Regions from separate parts of the Homo sapiens genome. Here region 2 is linked to region 1. The links are chromatin contacts, found by Hi-C or POLR2A ChIA-PET in ENCODE. All regions are on one chromosome and are shown on one strand. The core of a region is the stretch at or near the end of the contact, and the rest is flanking DNA. Distances in the headings are between cores, read along the strand shown. Region 1 overlaps CEP192 (centrosomal protein 192). Region 2 overlaps CEP192 (centrosomal protein 192).

Evidence for each region. A loop is a pair of places that touch in the nucleus more often than their neighbours do. ChIA-PET counts read pairs that join two places held with the same protein, here RNA polymerase II (POLR2A). Pooled maps may share reads with other maps.
Region 2: a map of mammary epithelial cell shows a loop between it and region 1 (3-fold over the local background). The contact joins two enhancer-like sites. A Hi-C loop is called at or near these places in 4 of 168 maps with a recorded cell type or tissue (PC-9, Right ventricle myocardium inferior, heart left ventricle and 1 more) and 8 of 50 pooled maps. POLR2A ChIA-PET finds 5 or more read pairs at or near these places in 2 of 52 experiments (activated T-cell and activated naive CD4-positive, alpha-beta T cell).

The regions. Positions count from the first base shown.
Region 1 is chr18:13,017,920-13,020,777 of GRCh38, reverse strand. CEP192 (centrosomal protein 192) reads right to left here. Exons shown (of 45, transcript NM_032142.4): 8 at 2,163-2,298; 9 at 1,572-1,696. Among named protein-coding and RNA genes, the nearest start is that of CEP192, 28 kb to the right of the region's middle. Within about 2 kb of position 1,302, at least 3 of the 41 ENCODE cell types and tissues checked have a DNase peak (open chromatin) inside an H3K27ac peak, as active enhancers do.
Region 2 is chr18:13,075,569-13,078,533 of GRCh38, reverse strand. All of the region lies in intron 30 of CEP192 (centrosomal protein 192), which reads right to left. Among named protein-coding and RNA genes, the nearest start is that of CEP192, 86 kb to the right of the region's middle. Within about 2 kb of position 1,452, at least 3 of the 41 ENCODE cell types and tissues checked have a DNase peak (open chromatin) inside an H3K27ac peak, as active enhancers do.

The DNA.
Region 1 (2,858 bases), core at 53-2,552:
CTCATTAGGATAACTATAATTTAAAAAGGGAAAAAAGTAAAGAGTGTTAAATAGGATGTGGAAAAATTGGAATCCTAGTGTTTTGTTGGTGGATGTAAACTGGTGCAGCTGCTGTGAAAAACACTATGGCAGTTCCTCAAAACATTAAACACAGAATTACCATATGACCCAACAATTTCACTCCTACATATATATCCAAACAAACTGAAAGCTAGGACTCGAACAGGTATTTGTATACTGATGTTCACGGCAGCATTACACTCAAAAGCCAAAAGACAGAAACACCCAAGTGTCCACAGAAGGATGAGGGGATAAATAAAATGTGGTATATATAATAGAACATTATTCGGCCATAAGAAAAAATGAAATGTTGATATATGCTACGACATGAACAGACCTTGAAAACATCACGCTTAATAAAATAAGCCAGACACAGAAGGCCAAATATTGTATGATTTCACTTATATGAGGTTACCCAGAGTGGGCAAATTCATAGAGACAGAAAGTAGAATGGTAGCTGCCATGAGTTGGAAGGCAGGAGGGAACTGAGGTTTGTTGTTTAATGGGTAGAGTTTGTTTTACAAGATGAAGAGTCCTGAAGATTGGCTGCACAATGTAAATGTACTTAACATTATTGAACTGTACACTTAAAAATGATTAAGATAGTAGCTGGGTGTGGTGGCTCACTCCTGTAATCCCAGCAATTTGGGAAGTCAAGGTGGGCAGATCACTTGAGGCCAGGAGTTTGAGACCTGCCTGACAAACATGGTGAAACTCCATCTCTACTAAAAATACAAAAATTAACCAGGTGGTGATGTGCGCCTGTAATCCCAGCTACTTGGGAGGCTGAGACAGGAGAATTGCTTGAACCTGGGAGGCAGAAGTTGCAGTGAGCTGAGATCACGCCACTGCACTGGGTGACAGAGTGAGACTGTCTCAAAAAGAAAAAAAAAAAAGATTAAGATAGTAAATTTTATATGTATTTTACAAGTTAAAATTTAAATTAAAAATATATTTAACATGTACAAAATAGAGATGCACAGAATAAAGCAAAAAAGCAAGCATTATTTTAATCAGTACTGGACAAGTGGGTCTAAGTGAGAAAAAATTAACCTACATGCAAAATTCAAATCACAGTTTATAAAACTATAATAACACTATTTAAAAAGGGCATAATGAATAGGTATGAGTCAGAAATGACTACCAAGCTTCAGGCACAGGAGAAACGGGGTACTATTAACAAACAGAAAAAACTGAAACAATGAAAAACAAACATGTTTGAGCAAGGTAAAAGATCCGTTTGCTTTTTCATGTAATGACTGGACACTGGGCTAAAGAACTTTCCAAATGACTAATCTAAATGCAAGTCAATAAATATTTAAATGCAAGAAAATGTATATAATTGTATGATACTTATAAACATATCGAAAAATTATCAGTAGTGAGTACTTTTTCTGTATTTTTCAGAAGTCAACAGTTACTGTTTCTTTGAAAAAAACTGATATCATATAAACACAAAAGACCCCTTATTCCTTTTTTTATAGGAAATCTAAGAAAAATGCATAACTTACACTGTTAAGATCTGGAACAATACCCTTCAAATTTTCTATTTCTTTCTCAGTTCCCCAAGTACCAGAGGAAAATGGTAACATACCATCTGTGTACCTTCTACTATCTCCAGTACCTATAGAATTACCTGAAAAAATAAAGAAAAATGTTAAAGGAGCCACATCAAATCTGAGTAATCTAACATAATAACTGATTCTTGCCAGTCAAATTATTTTATGTAACCCTAATACTTAGCACTCCTATGACAAATTTAGCCATTTTCGTAGAGAGAAAATAAGCAACAGTAAGAGGCAATAATAAACATGATAAACTGCTACCATACCCAAAGAATTCATATTTAATTATCAATGTCTGGATAGAATACAATTATTTGTAATATTCAATCCAAGAAATATATACTACGGTATTTCTAGTAACACTAATTTACTCAGCTATTATTAAAAGCTCTTTTGAAAAGTTTTAGACTGTCTAAAGACCTGAGGGACTAGAAGAGTTAATATATGCTAAATCATACCAGAGAAATATTTTTTTTTTAAAAAAAGTAAAGTCAAAACTAGAACTTAAGAACAAAAGAATCATATTTCTATACTTACTAGTCCCAGGTAGACAAATAACTTGGCTTTCCTCAGACTCTTTGTGAGTTGTTTCAGAAGAGTGTGAGTCGAGGGAAATCAGAGAGCTGTTATTTTCTGATTGAAACTTGCAGTTTAAGCTACCGTTTTCATTTGCCTGTTGAAAGAATATCTTAGCTGTATTAATCTTTTAAATTAAAATGAAATATTTTGAGGGAGAAAATGTGGCTTTACTGAAGGATGCCAGAAAATAAGTGTAGAAGGAATTAGAAAAATCGCCATTGTCACCACGAGAGTAATCAATATTTCCAAGAGTCAGCAAGGACACTGAAACCAGCTAGTGAAGAGTTGCCGGGGAATAAGATGATCAAAGGGCTGATATCTCATCCCACAGATGACTTATTAATAACGAAGGGGAAAAGCTACCTTCACAAGGAGACATCCAGCTGACATCACCTTAGCCAAAATTATCAAAAACAGTATCACCAATTGTGGGAGAGATAAACGTCTCCCGGTGTAGGGCAATGAGAAGTACACAACACTGCTTGGTTTACTATGAATCCATTCATGAGAAACTGTTTAATCTGTATTCTTGCCAAAACGTTTAATCTAATCTAGTCAGGAGAGAAAACAGATTATGGTTATTTTTCCCTCCTGACTAGATTACAGTTCACTCTACAAAACAAAGGGCCTAGATTTTGCAAAATAGATCACGTC
Region 2 (2,965 bases), core at 203-2,702, 58 kb before region 1:
TTAGTTCAACCATTGTGGAAGACAGTGTGGCGATTCCTCAAGGATCTGGAACTAGAAATATCATTTGACCCAGCAATCCCATTACTTGGTATATACCCAAAGGATTATAAATCATGCTGCTATAAAGACACATGCACACATATGTTTATTGCAGCACTGTTCACAATAGCAAAGACTTGGAACCAATCCAAATGCCCATCAATGATAGACTGGATAAAGAAAATGTGGCACATATACACCATAGAATACTATACAGCCATAAAAAAGGATAAGTTCATGTCCTTTGCAGGGACATGGATGAAGCTAGAAACCATTCTCAGCAAACTAACACAGGAACAGAAAACCAGACACCACATGTTCTCACTCATAAATGGGAGTTGAACAACAAGAACACATGGACACAGGGAAGGGAACATAACACACTGGGGCCTGTCAGGGGGTGAGGGACTAGGGGAGGAATAGCATTAGGAGAAATACCTAATGTAGATGACGGGTAGATGTGTGCAGCAAACCACCATGGCACGTGTATACCTGTGTAACAAACCTGTACATTCTGCACACGTATCCCAGAACTTAAAAGTATAATAAAAATTAATTAATTAATTTTAAAAAGATGAGCTGATGGATGGATATGTGGGAGAAGAAATATAGCAAAATGTTAACTATAGAATCTAAGTGATAGTGTATGTGACTGTTTACTGTATAATCCTTTCAACTTCTCAGTAATTCTGAACCTTTTCATAATAAAATGTTTTTGGGGAAAACTGTATTTATAATCCTCTTAGTGTGCAGTCTAGCCAGTGTCAGAGAAAAGCATGCAAAAGGGACTAAGCTAAAGATAAGAACTCAAACAACTTTTCAAGGACAGACACATTGTCAACGGAGGAAGCAGCACACTAGAGTCAGGCTTGGGGATCCATCTGCTGCTGCTTCCACAGGGCTCAACCCTTGCAGGAAGCAAGCCTTCACAGAATACATCCCATAAATTCGAATGTAAGGAAAATATTCACCCTGCTGGAAACTTTCCATACTCTTTGAAATGCACACCTTTAAAAATTATCTTTCATTCCTAATTACATGTTGAGTATCCCTTATTCAAAGTGCTTGGGACCAGAGGTGTTCTAGATTTGGGAATATCTGCATTATACTGGCTGAACATCCCTAATTCAAAAATCCAAAATCCAAAATGCTCCAAAGAGCATTTCCTTTGAGCATCATGTTGGCACTCAAAAAGTTTCTGATTCTGGAGCATTGTGGAGTTTGAATTTTCAGATTAGGGATACTCAATCTGTACTAAAATAGGTTGCAAATACTTCCTTGCAAACTTGAAACCATCATAACTTATTCCGAGTTGTTATGTACTTAACTAAAATAACATTTTGAAAAAGTAGTTTCAGGCACCTCATCAGTTTGTACTATCTTGACTTTTAGTACAAGTAAACAGCATTTCAGGCTTGGCACAGTGGCTCACGCCCGTAATCTCAGCACTTTTGGAGGCCAAGGCAGGCGGATTACTTGAGGTCAGGAGTTTGAGACAAGCTTGGCCAACTGGCACAACCCCATCTCTACTAAAAATACAAAAATTAGCCGGGTGTGGTGACGGGTGCCTGTAATCCCAGCTACTCGAGACGCTGAGGCAGGAGAATCGCTTGAACCTGGGAGGTGGAAGTTGCAGTGAGCCGAGATCACGCCACTGCACTCCAGGCTGGGCGACAGAGTGAGATGATGTCTCAAAATAAATAAATAAATAAACAGCATTTAAAAGGGTTTCAGATTGGAAGCTCCTACAAATCCTCCCTCACTCAAAGTGACCTCTGGTAGTTTCAACAGCAAAAATGTTTCTAATTTTTCTTTTTCCATAGAAACGTACGAGTAAATTTTATCAACGAAACTAAATAGCAAAAAACAAGGGAAAAGGTACCTTTGAAAACACTCATTATAAGTATTCTGCCTATATTTTCAAAGCCTAAGAAATCACAAATTACTACAGAGTAACAAGGTTAAGAAAAAAGAATGATTGGCCGGGTGCGTGGCTCACGCCTGTAATCCCAGCACTTTGGGAGGCTGAGGCTGGTGGATCACGAGGTCAAGAGATCAAGACCATCCTGACCAACAATCCCATCTCTACTAAAAACACAAAAATCAGCTGGGTGTGGTGGCACGCGCCTGTAGTCCCAGCTACTCGGGAGGCTGAGGCAAGAGAACTGCTTGAACCTGGGGGGCAGAGGTTGCAGTGAGCCGAGATGCCACTGCACTCCCGCCTGGCGATGGAGCAAGACTCCATCTCAAAAAAAAGAAAAGAAAAAAGAATGATTAAATGAAACAAATCTAACACCGTAAATCCACAGATTAAACAGGAAAAACTATTGCTCCTAACCTCAGTGCTACTGAAATGTTGAGCTGTATGATTCTTTGTGGTGGGAACTGTCTTGGGCTTTCTCGGATGTTCAGCAGCCTCCCTGGCTTCTACCCAGTTGGTGCCAGTAGCACTCTTGTCCTGCCCCCAGTTATGACAAACGAAAAGTAACTCCAGACTCTGCCAATGTCCCCTGGGGGTAACACAAGCTCTGGTTGAGAACCACTGCTCCAGATGACAATACACAGAGCTGTTATTAGCACCCTAGAGACTGCACAATACATAAACGTGGGCTCTGCATTCACCCAGACTGAATTTGAACCTTGTGTCTACCACTGACCAGCAAGTAAGATGCACGATCACGGCCACGTATCTCTCTCAGCCTCAGTTTACACATGTGCAAAATGGCAAGAGTAGTAGTATCTCGAATGGTTGTTTTGAAGATAAAAATGTGACAATCCACCATCTTAGTCTGTTTGTGTTGCTATAACAGTAACTATAGACTGGGTAATTCATAAAGAACAGAAATTTATTCTTCACAGTTCTGGAGGCTGGAAGTCCAAGATCAAGGTGCCGGTTTCTGGTGAGGGCTGCTCTCTGCTTCTTTTT